2 separate regions of the Mus musculus genome follow, and region 2 is linked to region 1. A link is a contact called in ENCODE Hi-C or POLR2A ChIA-PET data. All regions are on one chromosome and are shown on one strand. Each heading gives the region's core, a stretch centred on a gene start or an enhancer-like site at or near the end of the contact. The rest is flanking DNA. Distances are from core to core; before and after follow the strand shown. Region 1 holds the start of Drd2 (dopamine receptor D2). Region 2 holds the start of Ttc12 (tetratricopeptide repeat domain 12).

Region 1 (3,582 bases), core at 634-3,133:
CAGATCAGAATCTTCATGTCCCAAGCAAGGAAGGTTGATGGAACTCAGGGCGTTCTTTAGGAGACCAAAGCTGAGAAACACTCGATTTTTTAGCTCAATAGTAGAGCACTTCCTTAGTGGATACAAGACCCTGGAACTGGTCCCCAGCTGCACAAACAAGCAAGAAGACCACAGCTGGGAGGTTCCACTTATTTCTGGAGCTAACCCTCTCAAATCTCTTCCCTCTTCCACATTTGACTTCAAAAATGTTATCAAAGCCCCAATAAAACAGATTTTTAGTGCATTTGCAAACATGAAACCACAAAGTCCAAGCCAGGGGGCAGGGACCCAGTAAATCAGCCTCCTGGTTCTCTTTAAATCAGTTGCACTCGTGTAGGCTGCTTTCTGCCCACCCTCATCAAACAACAGCACACAGGAAAGATGAAAAGAATGCTTTCTCAAGTAGCTCTAATGCGGCCGGGTGGGTCAGGCATAAACACAGTATTTGCATCTGAAGCAGGGTTTGGGGTAACGCTGAACATCTAGTTCCCAAAGAGAGAATCAAGATTGTCCTCAAAGGTTTGCAGCCTAGTCAGAATCCATAAATTGTTGAGTGTGCAAAGGGACCTAGAGAGGGAGTGCACACACTGGATTGCACCTCATCCAACCTCAGGAGCCCCAGAAAAGAACCCAGTGAGGTACCCAGTGAGGAAAAAGATGACTCGCTGAAGCAGTTTCCCTGTGGCTGAGAACAAGGGCCTATCCCCAGGGAGCTGCAATGCTGTTCCTTGTGTCCATGGCAAAGCCTGTTGTGTAGGTGGCAACCGGCTCTCTTAACTCTGCTCCTCAAGAGAGACCTCACAGGCTGCCCGCCGCAAAAAAAGGAAAAAGGGAAGTGCTCTGTTTGACGCTTAGAGAAGCTTCTTCGCATATGGACTTAGTGAGGCTCTTGATCCATTCCAGAGATGGACAGTCCCCTTCTATCACTGTCTCCCGCCCCCACTGTCACCTACACTCCCTGGGGAAAATGGGTCTAAAATACCCGGCTTTCTTTCGGACTGGGTGACAGAGCAGCGGACAGAGAACGGGATTCAGCACCAAGGACAGCAGAAAGCCTAAGGATGGAAGACCGCTCCCGGAAGCAGCTTCACCATCAACCTTGGCTTTAGCCCTTTCAAAAGTCTCCGGTTGCACCAATAACAGAAAAGTCAAAAACAACCCTTCTTCCTTTTGGGTGGTGGGAAACTCTAGTGCGCGCCTGGGGTCCTAGTCTTGAATACCAGGAGGACAATGCCCTACCCTCTGAAGCCACAGCTACACCGACTGTTAGCCAGGATCAGGACTCCCGCCCAGACAGGAAAGCGCGAAGAACGCTAAGAAAGAAGGACTGGGGATGGCCATCCTTCAGGTTTCCGACGCCCGGAACGCAATCTCCCCGACGGAGACTCAGTGGAAAGGGTGCTCCCGGACAGGCGGCGCTAGAGTGGCTGGACAAACTTCTGTTCCCGGCCGGTCATCTCTAGACGCTTCGACCGGTGCAGAGGCCACAGACTGCTTTTGGCTCCAGCCAACCAGTTCTTACCTTCAAGCCATAGGGCGCCCGGGGCCAGAGAAGGCGCCGGCTGCTCGAGGCTTCCAGCTCCCGCCGCATCCACGCACGGCCGCCCCTCCGGCAGCCGTCCGGGGCCGCCGGTCCCCTCTGCGGGTCCCTCGGCTCCCGGCCCCGCCGCGCCGTTCAGATCCCCGGCGGGCAGCCGCTCGGCCGGCTCGGGCCCGCGGGGAGCAGTGGACGGGCCGCGGCGGGGCAGGGCGAGGCGGGGCGGGAGGGCGGGAGCGCAGCGCGGGGACCAGGCGGGGAGGCGGGCAGTCGGCGCTGCGCGCGAGAGGCGACCAGCTCCGGCACTGAGGCTGGACAGCTCCGTGGAGTCAGAGCGCCGCGCGCGCAGGAGGGAGGGGGCGGGGTCACCCTGGCCACGAGGCGCCCGGGAACCCCGCCCCTGGGACAGGCCCCACCCACCCAGGGCCCCAGTGCTATCTCTGCACTGCGGGGCCTGGGGAAGGAACCCAGGAGAGCTGAGACACAGCATCCGTTTCTGGCTTTGAGTAGAGGATAACCTGTGCTCTGGACTGCTCGCCGGTGTCCCCCCTACACTCATTAAGTAACACCCTGTCCATCAAACCTATTCTGGTCTAGCATTCACAACATTAGCCTGTCGATCCCCTCCTTTGAGGAATCAGGGCCAAGGGCTAGCTGAAGCACTACCAGTGGTACATCAAGTCTTTAAAGAAGAAATAGATTCCGGAAAGACATCCAGGGTCCGTGTACAGACGTCTGAAAATCACAGCGGTTAGTTTCGCTGTTGAACTTTCCCAAAGGAAGACCTGGGCAGAGCAGATCTAAGATGGAAATGATAAAGTGGAAATGATAAAGAGTGCCCTGGGAGTTCCAGCTCACCCTGCCCTCTGCACTGAGGAGCAGGAGAAGGGAGAGGAAGAGAAATGTGATCTTCTTCGGCCCTAGCCAGGGAACCTACTCCCCTTTCCATCCTCTTTCTCTCCGATCCAGCTGGTGCTTTCTGTCCCTCTGCCCTGCCTCCGCCAGCTTCTATATGAGATTCAGGAGTAACAGAGGAATAAAAACAGGGTCCCGTTCGCGTGGGGCCACTCCAGAGTAGAGACTTCCAAACACTTGTAGCTTAAGCAGGTGCTGTGGAGTACCAACAGGGAGACCTCACAGGAGCTGGGCATTGAAGGGCCAACGCAAGTCCCCAAGGAGAAGGCACCACAGAATTCCTCGGACAGCAGCACAGAGGACGTTCTGCATACAGCAAGCGGCCATGCCACTTAGCCACAAAGAAGAAACTCCTTCCATTGATCCACACAATTCTGGAAAATTAGGATTGGAAGCAGAGACCTTAATATTCAATTAATCACTGTTTGATGTAAAGGTGGAAACTGGGGCCCAAAGAGGTGTGCCCTTCCAAGCCCCACGAGGACTGAGCAGTGGAACAGCCCTGATACATGGCACGTTTTCCTTAGATATGGCCATCTGTGGAGGCATTTAAAGGAGTGGAAACTTCCTGAACATGATGTAGCCTCCTCTGTCCCTCTTCATTAGTCTTTGGATATGGTCTATTCGTGGGTCTCCTTTAGGCATGGTAGGGAAGTATTAGAACTACCAGAAACATTAGAACTTTTCACATTTGCTTTTAAGGCATTCAAACATTAAGATAGGGTTGAATCTCCACTGTTTTCCTATGTACCCTGGATATGTTCATCCCAAGAAAAAAACCCACTTAGATAGGATTTGTGTCCTGTTCAACCCACCACCTCTATGCATTCTCACATGATCTGGTGTCCTGCCTCTATCACTTGCCAGTTGTAGATGTTACTTTAATTGTTTAATCTCTCTGGGTCTCCGTGTTCATATCTTTACATTGGTCCAAGCAATGCTTATTTCTCTGGGGTGCACCGAGAATAATAGGTGAATTCTCGATGAAGGAACTATATATGAATAAGCTCTCTGGCTGCCCTTAAATGGTAAGGTTGGCTTTGCTGGTTGAGGAGGCAGAAGCAGGAGCCAGCCAAATGACCTCAATGGAC
Region 2 (3,582 bases), core at 795-3,294, 150 kb before region 1:
CTGGATTCTGGTGGACTTGTCTCCACAGGCAAAGGTAGTTTGTTTCATTCTGCATGAGGCTGAGAACTTTTTTTCCCACTCTCTTCTGAGCTTGTATAATATAATTGATGGGAAAATGCAAGGAGTTAGGATGGTTTGCACGGTGGGGAGCGAGCTGAGGGAAGGAGTAGCAATGGTTTCTATTAATCTGAGTCTCAGATTTACGATACAGTGGAAGATGACCAAATGTTCCCCCGTTTTTTTATTGAAGGCATAAACCACAAAACTGGAGTCTCGCGCAAGGGATTTAAGCTCCGTAAAGTAAACTCATCCTTGAAATACAGCTCACTAATGCTTTTGAAAGTCTCTGCACACGTAAACCACTGTGCTGGAGGGAGGACACACAGACATTGACCCTTAAAATCTAACAACAGTCATCCTGATCCGCATAGATTCGCCCACAGCACCCTTAGATTTTTGGCATAGCATCAAGTGAAGAACACGTGGTCAGAGTGGCTGAGCATGTTATGCCGAGGCAACAAAGCCACCCAAAATGTTGACCCCCTTATCAGCCGGGTCTACTGCTTACTCTTCTATGAATCAAAGGTAGACTGGGTTCTGTGAATGCTCACACAGGCCTCCATTGGCTAACTGCTGGGTGGGTGGGGGGGCATAGTCAATGAGTCACACTCGGGTTATTGAAGGTTCTTGTTCACAGTTGCTTATCTGTATACCACACTGGCCATATCAAGTTACCAGGGCACAAAAGTAAAATCTACATAGGCCTGGACAAAAGAGCATGAGACTCTTTGCTGCCAGGTGACTGACTTTCTGGGGTCACTTAGGACTTCTGACCAATCCGAGGTAAGTTTGGTGGCACACACCTGCCATCCCAGCACCCGAGACAATAGGATCACCTTGAGCTCGAGGACACCCTGGGCCACAAAGTGAATTTTGGGCTATGCAGGGCCACAGAAAGGTATAGCATCCAAAACACACACACACATACACACACACACACACACACACACACACACACACACACACAGACCAGCTAAAGAAGCAAAGTGAAACAAAACAAAACCCTAGTAATCTATCAAGTGTAAGATTTGTCCCCGCAAAGTGGCTTGTGACTGTACCACTGTAATCTTACTCTTCAGGACAGATGGCCCTTGGAAGCCTGATGCAAACTGTCAACTCTCTTATCCTTTCTCCATCCGGAATAGCATACTTGACAGTTTCTGTAGGCACATTTGCTCATCTAAGTCCACGTGCTAGAAACAAAAAGACAAAACAAAGGCAAACCTCTGGTCCTAAGGAATGGGAACTAGTCCTATAACACATGGGCTTATGGGACTGGGGAGGGCAGAGCTGCACTCCATAGCAACAGGAATGGAAGCCGTCAGACAGAAAGAGCTTCTGAAGACGCACCAGCCAGCCAGTCTGTGGCTACTGAGCATCACTATCCAAGGCAGTCCTGGGTGCAAGTGAGTCTGTCCCTTCTTCGGCCAGTAGTTCTGGAACTCCCATCGCCTCTTCTTACCTGGGTTCTTGCCTGGCCACTGGCTAGCCTCAGGCACTTTTTTGTAGATTCTGGTTTTGACTGATCTACATTACCCACATTTTAGAGCTCAGGACTCACCACTCTTCCATTCCCTGTGATGTGCTCTCTCTACCCTAAATCCTACTGTTGTTTGTATATCACTCACTTCTGTAGCTAGATAGGATCCAGCCCCCTTAACCATAGCTTTGTCGGAAAAGTGTCGTTTTTCCATTTCATTTACGAGAAAAATTGAGAATCAAAGAGACGGTACTGCCTTGGAGGCCATACATTGGTCATTAAAAACAAACCTGGACTCACACCGAAGTACGCTGGATGGAGCCTTTACATTATGGGACTAAAGATATGAAACCAACTGGGAGAACCCTCGCGGCTCCAGAGTGGAAGGGCTTTCACTGACGTTGCTTTAGCGACCAGCCGGCACCAACTTGCTTCTGGGTGGGACATCCCAGCTTCAAACGGGGCAGCGCGTTCTTTGGGTCACGAGAGGCCCCGCCCTCTCCAAGGCCCCGCCTCTCCCCAGCGAAAGCCAGTCACAGCCTGTCCTCAGCTTCCACTTCCCGTCCGATCCTGGGCACTAAAGGTCAGTCTAGCCGGGTGGCCGTGGGGAATCTATCTTGGAACTGTTCCTGGCCTGGGCTTAGAGTTGACAGAGGCCACTGACTCGGGCCCTGAGTTTGATCCAGTACCAGCTGCAGGCTGAGACCAACCCTGGAAGCACAGGGCCAGGACGCTGGGGAGCGGTTGCCTGGCAACAGTACAGCTGTCCCCGCCCTCCCTCCATGGAGTTGTGTAGTACCGAAGGGTGGGGCTCGGGTGTGGGTCCTCCACCCCACCGCCGCTCTGCTCCTTTCCAGGGAGCCTTGGCTCTGCGTTCCTGCTGACCCTTCTGGCTTGGGTGTACTGTTCCAGAAAGACTGGCTTTCTCCGTCCATGAAGCGCCTGGTTCAGGCCAGCCTGTAGCTCTGCACGAGTTAATTCCCTCCTCCACCCCCCACCTCACCCCCACCCCCACCCCCGATGTGAATCTCATTCCTAGGGAGTGTTAGCTGTTTGAGCCATATGCCAAGGCTGTTTTCTAGATAAAAGAAGCCTGACTAATCACGCATCCACGTTCAGGGTGCTACAGTCAGACCCGTGGTGTCCTCTGGGTTCGCATTATGATTTCCATAACGTAGACGGAGAAACTGGGACTCACGGGCTAATTGTGCATGTCAAAGTTTTAGTTCGCAGTTGTCTGACTGCACTACCAAGCCGCCTGTCTGCAAGCTGGAACCACAGTATAGTGTATTTAAAATATGCATACCTAGGGGGCGCTCCCAAACGAGCTGCGGCTCGCTGTGGGCCAAGGCTGGGGAAGTTTATCCTTCTGGTGATCTTTAGGTTGTGTGGATACGCCTTTGGGTACCTCCGAGGTTATCATGTAGTCTTCACATTCAAAATCAAGTGTAATAAAGCTAATGTACTTGGTAGAGTACTGAAAAGCAGACGCTGGTGCACTGTGGCACCTCCTCTTCATCCTCAGAAACAGGGCGGAGGCAACGGTTTTAATGGAGTGTGGACATGTTCATGAAGGTAGTCTTCTCCCTACTTATCCTGTGCTTTGCCTGGCCCAAGCTTCCGACTAGGCACACCTGTCATGGCCAAAGTTGGAAGACCACACTCGTCCCCCAGCCCTGGCAATAAGTCGGCTCCTCTCCCAGCTTCCTTTGCCATCAGGTCCCTAAATCACAGTGGTTGGTGGTTAGCTTTGGAGGAATTATTGTAGAGCATTTCCCCCCAGCAGAGGCAGGGCTGGCAGCTCTCCGGAAGTGTGGCCACAAATAATAACTGTCCCTTGGCCTTAAACAGCAGTCAGAGGGAAATGGCTCACCCTGCTGTTATTCACGACATTTACAAACACTTAGTCTTAGACAGATAATAAGCCCGATGGTTCTGTTTAGTGTTTTATATTATTAATTTCATAATTTATACTGCCTCCCTTAGAGATTTGTGTCTGCGATGGCTGATGATCAAGAGAGAGACTTGCAGAGATTTCTGGA

What was found. A loop is a pair of places that touch in the nucleus more often than their neighbours do. ChIA-PET counts read pairs that join two places held with the same protein, here RNA polymerase II (POLR2A).
Region 2: POLR2A ChIA-PET joins it to region 1 with 12 read pairs in embryonic stem cell. The contact joins the promoter of Ttc12 here to the promoter of Drd2 in region 1. A Hi-C loop is called at or near these places in 2 of 37 maps with a recorded cell type or tissue (adrenal gland and left cerebral cortex). POLR2A ChIA-PET finds 5 or more read pairs at or near these places in 3 of 5 experiments (all embryonic stem cell).

The regions. Positions count from the first base shown.
Region 1 is chr9:49,338,704-49,342,285 of GRCm38, reverse strand. Drd2 (dopamine receptor D2) reads right to left here and starts at 1,883. Exons shown (of 8, transcript NM_010077.3): 1 at 1,562-1,883.
Region 2 is chr9:49,484,687-49,488,268 of GRCm38, reverse strand. It overlaps Ttc12 (tetratricopeptide repeat domain 12), which reads left to right and starts at 2,044. Exons shown (of 22, transcript NM_172770.3): 1 at 2,044-2,123; 2 at 3,527-3,582. The coding sequence starts at 3,542.